Regions from separate parts of the Mus musculus genome. Here region 1 is linked to region 2. The links are chromatin loops, found by intact Hi-C in ENCODE. Cell type or tissue: heart. All regions are shown on one strand.

Evidence for each region. A loop is a pair of places that touch in the nucleus more often than their neighbours do. Peaks named below come from ENCODE experiments on the same cell type or tissue, not always from the same donor. Only the 100,000 strongest peaks of a DNase experiment are listed, where the experiment ranks them.
Region 1: a loop joins it to region 2, with 2.8 times the contacts of the local background. A loop is called at or near these places in 1 of 42 quality-filtered maps.

Annotation. Positions count from the first base shown.
Region 1 is chr19:5,776,849-5,784,848 of GRCm38, reverse strand. No RefSeq gene overlaps it. Among named protein-coding and RNA genes, the nearest start is that of Scyl1, 9.4 kb to the right of the region's middle. In heart, CTCF peaks have their summits at 3,492 and 4,425; no DNase peak of the experiment used is centred here.
Region 2 is chr19:5,606,157-5,614,156 of GRCm38, reverse strand. It overlaps Kat5 (K(lysine) acetyltransferase 5), which reads left to right and starts at 4,063. Exons shown (of 14, transcript NM_178637.2): 1 at 4,063-4,139; 2 at 4,239-4,305; 3 at 4,626-4,694; 4 at 4,785-4,921; 5 at 5,200-5,355; 6 at 5,445-5,519; 7 at 5,828-5,902; 8 at 6,193-6,441; 9 at 6,517-6,606. The coding sequence starts at 4,128. In heart, CTCF peaks have their summits at 2,021, 3,791 and 7,759; DNase peaks (open chromatin) are centred at 3,946, 4,386, 5,236, 6,096 and 1 weaker place; H3K4me3 peaks cover 2,548 bases; H3K27ac peaks cover 2,192 bases; H3K27me3 peaks cover 53 bases.

The DNA of each region.
Region 1 (8,000 bases), 170 kb before region 2:
CCTGGGGACTCTATCCACCCCAGACAGACAGGACAATGACTGAAGGAATGATTCCACCCAAGCTGGAGAGTTTTGTTGTTGTTATGGTCTGGTGTTTTTTGTCTTTGTTTTTTTTGTTTGTTTTGTTTTGTTTTGTTTTGTTGTTTTGTTTTGTTTTGTTTTTCTAGACAGGGTTTCTCTATATAGCCCTGGCTGTCCTGGAACTCACTTTGTAGACCAGGCTGGCCTCAAACTCAGAGATCTGCCTGTCTCCCCACCACCAACCGGCACAGGTTTTTGTTTTGTTCTTGTTTTTCTTTATTTTTCCTTTTCCCGAGAGAAATAACTTGAAGTTGGATGAGTAGGGAGATGGGTGGGGGGGGTATCTATGAGGACTCGAGGAGAAAGAATATGATTAAATAGAGTGTATGAAAAATTGAGCCACATAGTGGTGGCACACACCTTTAACCCCAGCACTCAGGAAGCAGGGAGGTGGATCTCTTTGAGTACAAGGCCAGCCTGGTCTACAGGACAGCCAGTGCTAGGTCCTGAAAATCCAAAAAACCAAGCCAACACAAACAAAATTAAACACAGTTAAATATAATTTCCCTGTGTTCTTTCCTCCTTCAAACGCTCCTCCCCTCCACACCCCTTTCACTCAAACTCATGGCCTCTATTTCTGCAACTGTGGTGACATATATGTGTGTATGTACACACACACACACACACACACACACACTCCTAAGTTCTTCTCAAGTGGAACTTGAACTGGGGTTACCTTTAGGAGTGCAGTATCTATGGGTGTCTACAGGCAGCTCCACCACCTCCCCTGAGCAATTGTTAATTGATTATTCACCCCCGGGGAAGGCAGCACCCCTCGCCTGTAGCCTTGTGGGTGCTCCAGTCAGCCTCCTCCTCCTCCGGCTGTTCGTGACCTGACCTGGGCCTTTTTGGGATCAGCGCAGGTCATTTATCTTGTCCAGTACCGGGAGCGATGCTGAGGGGAGGGGTTGGTTTTCTCCCTCCTCTGTGGAGAGTGAGCTTTTGGGGCCTCATCTAGAAACTTGGTAGAAATTTGACTTTGGGCTAGGACAGGGAGGAAGGCTCAGATAAGAATATATATACTTAGGCTGGAGAGATGGCTCAGCAGTTAAGAGCACTGACTGCTCTTCCAAAGATCCTGATTCAAATCCCAGCAACCACATGATGGCTCACAACCATCCGTAATGAGATCTGACGCCCTCTTCTGGTGTGTCTGAAGTCAGCTACAGTGTACTCACATATAATAATAAATAAATCTTAAAAAAAAATACACATTTGGTCTAGTACAAAACTCAAGGTAAACTCAGCTGAGGAGTGAGCTATTTTTTCTAAAATCTTGGACATCCTGATAAGCCCTTAGAAACAGTGATCACACGACTTTATTTATCGCCTTGCTTGTTCTGTGACTATTTGTGTTTATTGCCTTGTTTGTTTGTTAACCTAGAATTGACCTTATTATTTGCATGCACTTAAAATCGTATAAAAGCAGACAGGGAAAACATAACCCTGCCCCAGCCTCGGCACTGGCTGGGGTCCCGCTACAGTGGTGTCTAATTGTCTTTTTCCTTCCAATCCTTGCTCCCTCCCTGGAGATCCTGCTGGCTGCCTGAGCTGGGTCACTCCCCTCTGTGAGTCTAGGGGACTAAACTCAAGCCTGATGACAAGTGTGTTGACTGAGCCATCTCACCAGCCTAAGGAATCACAGTTCCTTGGTTTCAAGATGGTAACAGCCGTGTCATACTCAGAGGACAAGAGTTTCAGATATCCAAGAAGAGAGATGTGAAAGGCCAGCAAGGTGGCTCAGTGGCAGAAAGGTGCTCGCTGCTATTCCTGATGACGAGTTCAATCCCTGGGCCCCTGATGAAAGAAGGAGAGACTAACTCTTGAAGGTTTCCATACATACAGTGGCACTTGTGTCTACACACATACAAACACACATTTACACTCAAATTAATTGTGCATATAAAATATTTAATATACATAAAGCTATTTATTAAATATTAAAGAGTAAGTAAATTAAAGGATGTGGAGACAGGGCATGGGATGAGGGTGCCACCTCTCCCCGTCTCAGAAAAGATGCTGGGGCCGGGCGTGGTGGCACACGCCTTTAATCCCAGCACTCGGGAGGCAGAGGCAGGCGAATTTCTGAGTTCGAGGCCAGCCTGGTCTACAAAGTGAGTGCCAGGACAGCCAGGGCTACACAGAGAAACCCTGTCTCGAAAAACCAAAAAAAAAAAAAAAAAAAAAAAAAAGAAAAAGAAAAGATGCTGGGAAGCTTGGGAGTCATCAGGTTCCCAGGCTAGCCCACCTTGAAGTTTAGATAGGCCACCCAAATCTCAGGTGTCTATGGGCCAGGGCAAATGAGAGACAAACACACAGTGCTAACCTGTTTCTGCCCATGCGGATCCAAGCCAGATGGAGATCACTGTGACCTTTATCTACATGACAGCCAGGTCCCAATAGGGTGAGTCCACTTCCTCTCTCCTAATGGTGTGACATACCACCAGCTGTCTCTGAGCTAAGTTGAGCCCAGATGCTCTCAGCATGTCAGCATAGTGATGGCTCATGACTGTTGGTGCTTAGATGTCAGCTTAGGGCCCTATGTGGGCTCCTGAGACTTCTGGAGGAGGAGGTGTCAGGACCAAGTTGTCAGCACAAAGCAGACTCATCTGTCCCAGGCAGACAAAGGGCAGGGATACAGGACAAAGACAAGAGACAGAGGACAAGGAAGGAGCAAACAAGGGAGAGGAGAAAAGGGTATTTTTTCTGAGGTACAGGGAGGAAGGCCTCTGGATAGAGTGGAGACAGATGTGGCCTATAGACAACTGATGGTTTATAAAGGTAAGATGGAGAACCCTGAGGTAGGCTGAGGTGTTTAATTTTGAGTGGGCACGTTAATAGTTAATAGGCAAGCAGGGCTTGTGCTATTTGGACTTGAATACTTTGATGGTTGACCTTGGTAGTCAGGAGGAGGAAGTAGCCAAAGTGGGGTCAGGGGAGACCTTGGTGGCTATCTGAAGAATGCAATCTAAGGTTTTTAGCAAGAAAGAGGGAGAGCGGAGGAGGGCAAGGCCTGCCAGAGCCAGGTTTGCGAGCTGGCAGGGCCCCTTCAGAGGCACCACTGAAGTGGAAACTTGAGGGCTCTTTGGAAAGTCACTTCTGTTGGATGGTGTTTTGTTGTGGGCAAACACGTGAAGGAATGTTTCCTTGAAGCACACAGGTGAAAGGCTACGGCAGGCTCCTGAAGGAACGCTTTGCTTTAGCAGGATATCCTTCCGCCTGTGTCTACTAGTGCTCTAGTTGATATAGGGGTATATTATTCAGCAATATTCAATACTTCAGTCATTTCTTTGTTGTGACACCATTCAAATAGCTCCTTTGTAATTCGCTTTATTTTCTTCCTTTTTATTTAAAAAATTTAAAATGTATTTGTTTGGGCTGGTGAGATGGCTCAGTGGGTAAGAGCACCCGACTGCTCTTCCGAAGGTCCAGAGTTCAAATCCCAGCAACCACATGGTGGCTCACAACCATCCGTAACGAGATCTGGCGCCCTCTTCTGGAGTGTCTGAAGACAGCTACAATGTACTTACATATAATAAATAAATAAATCTTTAAAAAAAAAAAAATGTATTTGTTTTGCGACATGGCCTGACTATGTAGACCAGGCTAGCTTAGAACTTCTATGTAGATCAGGCTAACCTCAAACTCATGGAGATCCACCTACCTTTATCTCTTGATTAAAGGAAGGATTAAAGATGCATATAATTGAGCCGGGCAGTGGTGGCGCTTGCCTTTAATCCCAGCTCTTGGGAGGCAGAGGCAGGTGGATTTCTGAGTTCGAGGCCAGCCTGGTCTACAGAGTGAGTTCCAGGACAGCCAGGGCTATACCTGGGTCTCTCTTTTCTTTCTTTCTCTCTTTCTTTCTTTCTCTCTCTCTCTCTCTCTTTCTTTCTATTATGTATTGTACACTGTCACTGTCTTCAGACACACCAGAAGAAGGCATCAGATCTTATTACAGATGGTTGTGAGCCATCATGTGGTTGCTGGGATTTGAACTCAGGACCTTCGGAAGAGCAGTCAGTGCTCTTAACCACTGAGCTACCTTTTCAGCCCTGGATCTTTCTTTTTTTATTTTCTTTTTTTAAAATTAAAGATTCAGCCGGGCGTGGTGGCGCACACCTTTAATCCCAGCACTTGGGAGGCAGAGGCAGGCAGATTTCTGAGTTCGAGGCCAGCCTGGTCTACAAAGTGAGTTCCAGGACAGCCAGGGCAACACAGAGAAACCCTGTCTCAAAAACAAAAACAAAAACAAACAAACAAAAAAATTAAAGATTCAGTATTTACATTCACGTGTCTCTGGTTTTATGCAGTGTGTAAATGCAATGCCCTCAGAGGCCGGAGGAGGGCAATGGAACCCCAGGAGCAGGGATTTCAGTGATTTGTGAAGCATCTGAAGTGGTTGCTGGAAATCCCACTGTTCTCTGGGAGAGCAGAAAGTGTTCTTCCCGCCATGCCGTCCCTCCAGTTCCACTTCACACCTGCCTTTCCCTCCGCTCTGGAAGCCCATCGCCCCTGCCCAGGCCTAGCCAAAGGCCACTTGTAGTCAGTCCTGACTGCTCTCTGGACTGCAGTTTAGCCACTTCCGGTCCTTCCCAGGCTACACTTTGGTGTCTGTTTAGATCTTGCAAGTCTTGTCATTAGGTGACAGAGTGCCCCCTTTCCCCACCGAAGCTTCCTTTAATCCCAGCACTCGGGAGGCAGAGGCAGGCGGATTTCTGAGTTCGAGGCCAGCCTGGTCTACAAAGTGAGTTCCAGGATAGCTAGGGCTATACAGAGAAACCCTGTCTCGAAAAACAAATAAATAAATAAATAAATGAATATATATATATATATATATATATATATATAGAGAGAGAGAGAGAGAGAGAGAGAAAGAAAGAAAGAAAGAAAGAAAGAAAGAAAGAAAGAAAGAAAGAAAGACAAAGAATTCATAGCTTGGGCTGGAGAGATGGCTCACTGGTTAAGAGCCTCTGCTCTTCCAGAGGTCCCGAGTTCAATTCCCAGCAACCATCTGTAATGGGATCTGATGCCCTCTTCTGGAATGTCTGAAGAGAGCAACAGTGTACTCACATAAGTAAAATAAATAAATCTATCTATCTATCTATCTATCTATCTATCTATATCTATCTATATATATATAAAGACTTCTTAGCTGTTAGAGCTGCTTTGATTTAATGGCTTTCAGTGTTGGTTGATGCTTATATTTATTGAGATATAAAAAAGTCAGCTGAGGCTGAGGAGGGTGGGCAGAGCTAGCAGAGCGAGAGAGAAGGCAGTTGGTGCAGAAGATATCATTAGGAGTTGAGCCAGGAAAAGCTAAGCTGAGCGGAGAGGCTAGAACAGTCGTTATAGCTTGGAGCTGCTGGTGTTGGGGAAGCTGGGAGGACAGACTGGTTAAACAGTTGTTGGGGAGCTGAGGGAGGAGTGGCTGGGAGACTCGGTTTCAGTGGCTGGGCTGGGAACACAGAGGGGACTGGCAGCGAGTTAAGAGAACTGGTTACTGATCTATAATAGGTAGCTGTGTTACAGGAGTGTATTATTTTGTTTCAGTTTGAGAAGTCCTGGCTGCCTAGAACAGTCTGCATGTGAGTACAGAGGCCCAAGGTAGCCAGGCCTTTGGCATGGGGAGTGGATGAAGTCCTGGCTGAGCGTGTATAGAACGGCATTGACATGAGCACAGCCATGTTGAAGACTCCAGTGCTTCAGAGCCATGGAAATGCAAGGCCTTCCCTGGGCCAGGCTCAGAGAAAAGGCAAAGCCTCCCTGGTCTGAGTGTGTGTATTGGTGAGGTGTGTATCGGTGAGCTGCCCACCTTTGGCTAACCCAGGTGCACGCAGAGAGTGTCATCTACTGTTTCCTTGACCCAGATGTTGACACTGTATGCAGTTGTCCACCATGGCTTTCTCCTCTGTGGGGAAACTCTGATATTTAAAGTCCACTGTGACCAGATGGCCTCTGAGCTCAGCACAAAATGGGAGACTCCCTTGTTGTTCTCCTTCTCTAACCTTGTCTGAGGGATTCTTAACACCCTTCTCCCTACCTGAGAAAACTCACAGTAGCATAAAAATCCGGAGTCCTCCGTGCTAATGAAGTATCTAGCTAGGCCAGTGAGCTTCCCTTTCTGGGCACTCCTTCCCGCCAAAGCTATCTAATGCCTGATTCACCCTTCCTGAGCTGTATGCATTTACCTTGGCCATCAAAGAAGTCATTTTGATGGAGCAAAGACCGTCTTTTCTTTTCATCAAGGATCCACATGGGGGGTGGGCGGAGTGGGGAAGGCCTTTGTGTAAAGAGCCCTTGCCTAAATCTCCCAGAGAAGGCCATCTGCCTTTCAGTCAGTTACTCTGTACTCTCTGCACTCATTCGGAACCAAACCGGCTCTGGCTTTCCCTTCCTGCCTGGCTCACGGGCACCCAGAGGGGAGGCTTGGACCTGGGACCCCTATTCCCAACTCCCAGCGGTGTCTGGGTACAAGGAACTTGGGAGAACAGAAATCTCCACTGCAGACTCCATCCACTGTTTCCCATCTGGAAAACCATGGGCTGGGAACCCCATTACTGACTGTGTACCGGCTCCCCTGAATGGCATGCCGGAGCCACTCAAGCACCCCAGCAGCGAAGCGAAATGACACCCAGCCAGACACTCCTCCTAGATGACTGCAGAGACTTCCTGTAGAGACAGGCTATCCTGCCTCCCTCTCATTTGGTGCATAGCTGGGGTGTGTGGGATCTCCATCAGAGAATTCAGCCGTGGCTGCATCTGGGCTCTGTAACAGTGGAGGGAAAGATGTTTCAGATGTTCGTCTCTAATAGTGAAAGGAAGAAAACCCAGTTCCTTTCTATTGTAGACTTTGTGGTGTGGCAGGGTATGCGCATGTGTGTGCATGCTTGTGGAGGCCAGAGGTCATCTGGGGTTCCTCACCCAGCCTGGAGGGCTGGACCTGGATTGCCAGTAAGGCCCAGGGGGTCCCCGTGTCCCATCCCCCCCTCCCCCCATCCTTTCCAGAGTTGGCTTTAACTGTGAGTCCCTAAGCCACATCACTACCTCCAGTTCAACTCTACACCTTTGGACAGGGCAGCTCACACTAGGTCTACAGTAACTGTTGCTTGCCTTCTTTATGGAGTTATTACGTGTTGAGACAAGGTCCCCCAAAGCACAGTTTAAGTGACCTCACTATGTGGCTGAGGATAGATGACCTAGACTTCCTTTTTTTTTTTTAAAGATTTATTTATTTATTAATGTAAGCACACTGTAGCTGTCTTCACACACTCCAGAAGAGGGCGTCAGATCTCATCACGGACGGTTGTGAGCCACCATGTGGTTGCTGGGGATTTGAACTCAGGACCTTCGGAACAGCAGTCAGGTGCTCCTAACCACTGAGCCACCTCACCAGCCCCCTTTTTTAAATGTTTTATTATTATTATTATTTATTTATTATATGTAAGTACACTGTAGCTGTCCTCAGATACTCCAGAAGAGGGAGTCAGATCTCGTTACAGATGGTTGTGAGCCACCATGTGGTTGCTGGGATTTGAACTCCAGACCTTTGGAAGGGCAGTCGGGTGCTGGGTGCTCTTACCCACTGAGCCATCTCACCAGCCCCGACCTAGACTTCCTAATCCTTGTCTCCACACCCAGCCCCCTACCCAGGCTTATCTCTGTGCATAGTTTACAGACTGTTCTCAGGACTGTCCCATATGCATTTGAAAAGGATATTTTCCAATGTTGATTATTTTGTTTGTTTTTTTCTTTTTCTTTTTAAAAAATTTTTGTTTTTGTTTTTTGTTTTGTTTTGTTTTTTCGAGACAGGGTTTCTCTGTGCATTCCTGGCTGTCCTGGAACTCACTTTGTAGACCAGGCTGGCCTCAAACTCAGAAATCTGCCTGCCTCTGCCTCTCAAGTGCTGGGATTAAAGGCAT
Region 2 (8,000 bases):
GCTGGGAGGAGCCTCAGGAGGGCTTGTCGATTTTTCTGATCCTCCCTTTGACCCCACAGCATTTAGCTAAGGAAATGGGATGCTGCTTTCAGCTGTCCTGGCAGATGAAGGTCCTTCTTGATATAGGGTAGAAACCAACTTCCCTTTAACTTCTGTGGGATGGTCAGCTTCTTGCCCTATGGGATTTTATAGAAGACACTGGCTGGCTGCCCCCACCCTGGGAATTATCACATTTTGACTCAACTGGTATTTACAACATGCCTGGGATATAGCAATGAACAAAATAATTAAGGTATATTGTCACCTTAGTAATGTGTCATTTGTTTTTGTATTTTATTTATATTATTTTACTCTTCCCTAACACCCCAACCCCCAGGAGACAAGGTTTCTCTGGGTAACTATGGTTGTCCTCTAATTTGCTCCATAGACTAGGCTGGCCTCAAACTTAAGAGACCCAACTACCTCTGCCTCCTGATTGCTGGTATTAAAGGTGTTCACACTACACACAGCTTTTAACTTGCTTTTTTGAGACAAGTCTCACTATATAATCCTGGGTGACCTAGAATTCATTAATCAGACCAGGTTGGCCTCCAAGTCAGAGATCTGCCTGCTACTGTCACCCAAGTCCTAGGATTAAAGGTATACCTTCTCACACTTATTCATTTTATACAAGGTCTCACTACATAGCCCAGACTAGCCTCTTGCCTCAGCTTGTAGTATTGGGACTTTAGATATCAGCCACCACTCCTGGACAGGGTTGACATTTTTAGAGGAAGAGACAGCAAGTTCCCATTGTTGACACCTCTAATACCCTGAGGTTTCTGTGGAACTTTCTAGTTTTTCAGATCTGACAGCCTTTGGACAAGTGGCCCCAGACAAGATAGCTACACAGTATGTCCACATAGCCAGGAAGACTTCTAAGCTCCACTCTGGCCATATCGCAAGTAAACAGTAAAGGAAATCTTACTTCCCCATCAGGATATGGCCAGTAAGGAGTCTGAAGATAAGCCAAACTCAAACCCTCCTTTCCTCTTCTTTCCTTCCTTTTTTTTTTTTTTTAAGACAGGGTTTCTCTGTGCAGTCCTGGCTATCCTGGAACTCACTCTGTAGACCAGGCTGGCCTTGAACTCAGAAATCCGCCAGCCTCTGCCTCCCAAGTGCTGGGATTAAAAGTGTGTGCCACCACGCCCAGGTCTTTCCTCTTCTTTTAAAAGGAGTCCTTGGGGCTGGAGATGGCTGAGTGGTATGAGCACTGGCTCTTCTTCCAGAGGACCCAGGTTTTATTCTCAGCATCTATACACTGGCTTACAACTACCTTTAAATCCAGTCTCTCTTTGCTGGCACCAGGCAGGCATGCAATGCACAGACACACATGAGGCAAAACACCCAGACATGTAGAATTAAAAAACAAACAAACAAACAAAACCCCTTTTTAATGTGTGCCAGTAGCTTGGCTTGGATTTAGGCTCCTGAAAGCTCTGGAAATCAGCTTGGGCATCCATGCTTCACATGCTCATTCAGTGTTTCCTGGGCCTGTGGCAGTCAATAAACATGAGCTAGGTGATCTGCTAGTGGTGCTGAGGAGACAGCGGCAAACAAACAAATCCCCACAGTGCAAAGGTTTATGATGTTAAAGAGTGACCCGGACTGACGGTACAGAAAGCAGAAAGCAGAGAGAAGTACATACAATGAAGGAGAAATTGTGTGACTTTTATATAAAAGAACTTGTTAGAAGACCTGGAGATGACTCGGTGGTGAAGATTGTACTTGCAGCATGCACTCTGGGAAGTTTACAACCAGCTCCAGCTCCAGGTGCTCCAACCCCCTTTTCTAGACTCCAGGGGCACTTGCACTCAGAAGAACAAAACCACACTTGGATACATATATGTACATAATTACAAAGGCTGGAGAGAAGGCTCAATGGTTAAGAGCACTTGCTACTCTTGCATAAGACAGGGGTTCAGGGCTGGAGAGATGGCTCAGTGGTTAAGAGCACTGACTGGTCCTGAGTTTGATTCCCAGCAACCACATGGTGGCTCATAACCATACATTTGTAATGAGATCTGGCGCCTTCTTCTGGAGTGTCTGAAGACAGCTACAGTGTACTTACATATAATAAATAAATAAACCTTTTAAAAAAAGGTGTTGGGGGGGTGGGGGGGTAGGGGGGTGGGGGTGAGATAGCTCAGTGGGTAAGAGCACCCGACTGCTCTTCTGAAGGTCAGGAGTTCAAATCCCAGCAACTACATGGTGGCTCACAACCATCCGAAACAAGATCTGACTCCCTCCTCTAGAGTGTCTGAGGACAGCTACAGTGTACTTACATATAATAAATAAATAAATAAATAAATAAATAAATAAATCTTTTTTTAAAAAAGTGTTCAGTTCCCAGCACCCACAATGCCTCCTTCTGGCCTTCACAGGCACTGTGTGTAATGGGTGCATGACATACTCAGGTGAACAGACATAAATAAATAAAATAAAATACATAAATTAAAAAAAAAAAAGCCTCACGGAGCCAAAGCAAGGAAGCAGCAATGGCTCCACCCCTGTGAGGCTGTTGTGAGTAACAGTGGTGATGCTTCAGTTCCTCAGGGGAAGACTGGATGTTCTGAAAGATGGCACAACTCAGAACTCACAAGAGAGAAAAATGCCGTGTGCTGTCATATGCCTGTTGTCATCCTTGTGACAAGTCCCAGGCCAAGCAGGGCTACACAGTGAGACTTCACCTCAGAACAAACAATAACAAAAGGCCTATTGGCTTTTCAGTACTTCTTATGCTGAACATATTTTGCACACAGATCAAATCCAAGTGTTATTATTAATGCTCCTGTGATGAAACCAATCCTTTACTTCTGCACATAAACTCTTCTCAAAGTGGCCAAATGGACCCGAAACCATTTAAACTGGGAACACTTAGAAGTAAGGCTAAAGGGCCCCACTACACCCTTTAGGCATGTTATCAATATCTGTGATAGTTATTTTTGGTTGTCCATTTGACTACATCTGGATTTCACTAAAACCCAAAAATGGAAGAACACATACGTGAACAATTTTGCCTACTCTGAAGTGGGAAAACCCACTGCTTTGTGTTTTTAAGAGGATTTCTCAGTGTAGCCCTGGGTGTCTTGGAACTTGCTCTGTAGACCAGGCCTGCCTCTGCCTCCCCAGTGCTGGCAAGCTGGCTTGGTGGAAGATCCACTTTGAATTCACATCTTTGAGGAGGGAGAACACACCTTTGTTATTCAAACCTATTCTTGTTATTCAAAGTCAGAAGATGCACCTTCTGCTGGAAACTAAAAGAAAGACATGAAACAAGATTTTCCTCCCTGCCACCCCCAGGACAGGGCTTATCTGTGTAACCCCGCTTGTCCTGGAACTGACTCTGTAGACAACGCTGGCCTCAACTCATAGAGCTTCGCCTGCTTCTGCCTCCACTGCCAGCCTGCTTTTACTCTGCCTACTTGCTCTCACTCTCGTTGACAAGTCCGCTCCTTCACTGTCATTAGCGCCTACTTCTTTGGGATTCTGATGTATAATGAAGACCAACTGAGACATCCATTCTTGTTGACTGAATGCCTACTGGAATTTTGAACCTTCCATGTATACAGCCACATATATACTATTTTAAAAATAGAAATCCAGTATTAACGGAAAAATCTTGCTAAGCCCCCAGGCCTGTGCAATCTTATGCAGACACCTGGGTGGATCTCTAAATCCCTTCAGGTCTACTGACTCCCCAGGGTTCAAAACCCCACTCCTTAGCTTCTTACTCAGGGTGACACCTCACACTGCCACTAAGAGGCTCGCCAGAACACTGCCTCTAGACAAAGCCTAAACATGATCTGAGTGACCGGCGTCGCACCCGGTGGGCGTCACGTGACAGACTCGGCGTTCCTCCAATCGCTGTGCGAGGAGCGGGGATTCCATCTAGTACTTGGCCTCAGGTTTACAACGTCCTGCTCTTCCATTCCCCAAACGGGCCGGCTTTTTGCTACCAACCAGCTAGCAGTGATTCTCAAGTGTTTCCCTTTCAAACAGCTTCAAGGGGCTCGGGCCTATAGCGCACTCAGCTCCGGAAGTGACGTCTCCCAGAGGGGCCGGAAGTGGCAGTGGAGGGAGGGAAGATGGCGGAGGTGGTGAGTCCGGTGCCCGGGGCGGGGCGGAGGGAGCCAGGGGAGGTGGGTAGAGCCCGAGGCCCCCCAGTAGCCGACCCTGGCGCCGCGCTGTCTCCCCAGGGGGAGATAATCGAGGGCTGCCGCCTGCCCGTGCTGCGGCGCAACCAGGACAACGAAGATGAGTGGCGTGAGTGACGTCGGGGGGCGGGTCCAAGGAACCTGAGGGCGAGGGGCGGGAGGGAGTCAACGATCGCACGGGAGGGGGAGGGGCTTCTGCAATCCCGGGGCGGTCGCAGATACTCGGGAGGAGGGGCGTGGCTTTTGGACGTACGGAGATGATCCGGGCGGGGCTTGGAGAGAGGTGTCACTTGGTGACTAAAGGGGTCTTGAACCAGCCCCTCTGAGTGCTGGGACACAGGCCTCCAGCCTGGAGGTGGGATTCAGGTCGAAGGGTGGAGTCTCCTGACCTGCCCTGGCTAAGACTCCCTGTCTGTGTGGTTCTCATAGCCCTGGCTGAGATCCTGAGCGTGAAGGACATCAGTGGCCGAAAGCTTTTCTATGTCCATTACATTGACTGTGAGTCCTGGGCCTGGATGGAGTGGGGTTGCTGGAGAGGGTTGAGGGCAGCCTCTGGCATTCCCTCCTGAGCCGTTTTCACTGCTGCAGTCAACAAACGTCTGGATGAATGGGTGACTCACGAGCGGCTGGACTTAAAGAAGATCCAATTTCCCAAGAAAGAGGCCAAGACACCTACCAAGAACGGACTTCCTGGGTCCCGCCCCGGCTCTCCCGAAAGAGAGGTGGTGAGTAGGTCCCCCATTTCATCTTTTCTCTCCTGCCTCTTCCTTCTTGCATCTCTTGGCCTCAGGGGTTCCTGAATGGGCAGGAGGCAGCATTCTTCTGCCATGGCTTCAGCTTGCAAAGGATGGGGACCAAGTTGCAGGCGTAGCTTCCAGAGTCCAGCACTGCCTTGCTTTAGAGAAGGCAGAGGGTGGGATTCCATGCTGAGGGGCCCATCCCCCCCTTCGCCATCCCACCACCATCCCCACCCCAGAGGAAGACCCTGGACCTATCTCTGCAGCCGGCCTCCGCCCAGGCCAGCGGGAAGACCTTGCCAATCCCGGTCCAGATCACACTCCGCTTCAACCTGCCCAAGGAGCGGGAGGCCATCCCAGGTGGCGAGCCTGACCAGCCGCTCTCCTCCAGCTCCTGCCTGCAACCCAACCACCGCTCAACGGTACCCTCAGCAATTCCAGGGACCTTGCTTTCTTCTCAGGTCCCACCTTCTCTACCTTCTGACCCACCTTTCCTGGTTTCTCTCTGCAGAAACGGAAGGTGGAGGTGGTTTCACCAGCAACCCCAGTGCCCAGCGAGACAGCCCCAGCCTCGGTTTTCCCTCAGGTGAGTCTTCCAGTCTTTTTTCATGTGTCTGAATGTTTTGTCTGTGTTTTGCATGTGTTCTACTTGCATGCCTGGTGCAGGTGGGCAGAAGAGGGCATTGGAGCCACTGAAACTGGAGTTAGAGATGGTTGTGAGCCACTCTGTGGGTCCTGGGAAAAGAACCCAGGAAGTCCTCTGGAAGATCAGGGCTCTTAACCACTGAGCCATCCCAACAGCCTGCCTGGTCTTTCCCCTCTTATTCCTTGCTGTCTAGCATCCTCCTCCAGGATCATCTCACGGTCGCTCTTTCTCTTGTGTCTTGTCCACAGAATGGGTCAGCCCGTAGGGCAGTGGCAGCCCAGCCTGGACGGAAGCGGAAATCTAATTGCTTGGGCACTGATGAGGTGGGTCTTGAGGAGCAGAGGGAGAGGGAAGCCGGGAAAGGGGGAGTGGGCTTGGGCATGGTGTTCACTCGGTGAGGCCTTAGGCAGGGAGGGTGGTGGCTGGGAGCCAAGCAGATGAACCCCTGGGCCTCTTCTACTCTCAGTTTCTCAGCCTCGCTTTATTTTGGAAGTGGAGGTTGGTGCTTTGCCCTTAGCTGATGTTAGACTTGCAGGAAGAAGCCAATGGCAGTGTCGTGCGCCACGCTCTGCTTAACTGCTACCATCTAGTATTTGCCATCTGCCTTGGGCAGGATTCTCAGGACAGCTCAGATGGAATACCGTCAGCACCACGAATGACTGGCAGTCTGGTGTCTGACCGGAGCCACGACGACATTGTCACCCGGATGAAGAACATTGAGTGTATTGAGCTTGGCCGGCACCGCCTCAAGCCGTGGTACTTCTCCCCGTACCCACAAGAGCTTACCACGCTACCCGTCCTCTACCTGTGCGAATTTTGCCTCAAATATGGCCGTAGCCTCAAGTGTCTGCAACGCCACTTGGTATGAGGGGTCTTGGGAGGCTGCCTATCCAGAGTACCCTCACCAGTCCCCACCTGATCCTCCTTTTGTCCTTAGACCAAATGTGATCTTCGGCACCCTCCAGGCAATGAAATTTACCGCAAGGGCACCATCTCCTTTTTTGAGATTGATGGACGGAAAAACAAGGTTAGTGGCTTGGGCACGGCTGGGCTGGAGTGAGTCACATGAACAACCTTTTCCTGCTCAGAACAGTTGACCATTCTGCCTATGAGCAGGTCACTGTTTTTATTGAATTCTTGACACGGAGCAGGGAATGTACAGAAAACTGGGATTTAGAGAAATTTTCTTTCCTGAGAGGTCACTGTCACGGCAGAGCAGACATGACAGCTACTCAGGTTCCAGTAACAGAGGGGGTTCAGCACAGTTCACAGGAAGCTGTCATCAGAGCTTGGAGGTGTGTGTGCCTATAATCCCAGCACTCAGAAAACTCCCGAGTTCAAGAGTAGTCAGGGGACTAATGAGTTGCAAGCCAACCTGAGCTATAAAGTAAGAAAGACCTATCCGGAACCAAAACAAAAAACAAAAAGAAGTGAGGCAGCAAAGGTTAAATATAAAACTAGAGGCATTTAAAGAACAGTTTGGCCCAGCATGGTGGTACATTTATAATCACAGCATCCAGGAAGCTGATGCTAGAGGAGTTGACATTCAAGGATAGTCTGAACAGCATAGTAAGGTCTTTTCTCAGAACCAAATAAAAAAAGGATCTTTGGTTGTGTGTGCTGGTACATCCTTTATTCCCAGCATTCAGGAAGCGGAAGCAGGTGGGTCTCTGCTGGTTTATAGGGAGTTCCAGGCCAGCCAGGGCTAATACAGTCAGATCTGCTTTGAAATAGTTTGCAGGTTAACCTGTGAGCCTGGAGATAGCTGAGAGAACATACTTAGATAGTTCTAAGCAGTTGGGTTCAGACATGCAGGCACTGATGTACCAGGAAGTACATGCAAAAAGAAAATGGAGAAGAATAGGTGATGAGAGAAGGTCAAAGGTCAGATGATAGGCACAAGATCAGCGGGGAGGAGCAGGTTTGGGTTTCTCTAGGTGACAAGTGTGGAGGTCCTTGAGATGCACACTTTTTAAGGCCTCCGGGGTGCAGAGGGAGAGAGGCAGCTACCTGGAGTGGGTTGGGAGCTGCCTTGAAGAGGAGCTTCTTCAAGAGGAAGAAACAAAGCTCCACGTCGTTCTGCATTAAGTGCGGTGTTTGAGTGGAAGACCAGCAGTTGCAAAGCTGTCAAATTCCTCTAGGAGTCATGTGTGATGAGGGAGCCAGTCCAGAGTACTGTAGGGAAAATGCCTGAGGCTGGCAGTCCCTCACATCTCCACTGGAGACCAGCAGAGCAGCCCCGGAAGGATCACTGTGGCTGTGGCTGGAGCATTAGGGCTCTGACACCCAGCCGCGAAGACCAGCCACGTGGGTCTCACTATGTATCCCTAGCTGACTGATTTCACACTTGTACCTGCCTCTGCCTCCTAAGTGCTGAGGTCATAGGTATATACTACCATTCCTGGCTTGGAAATATTGACT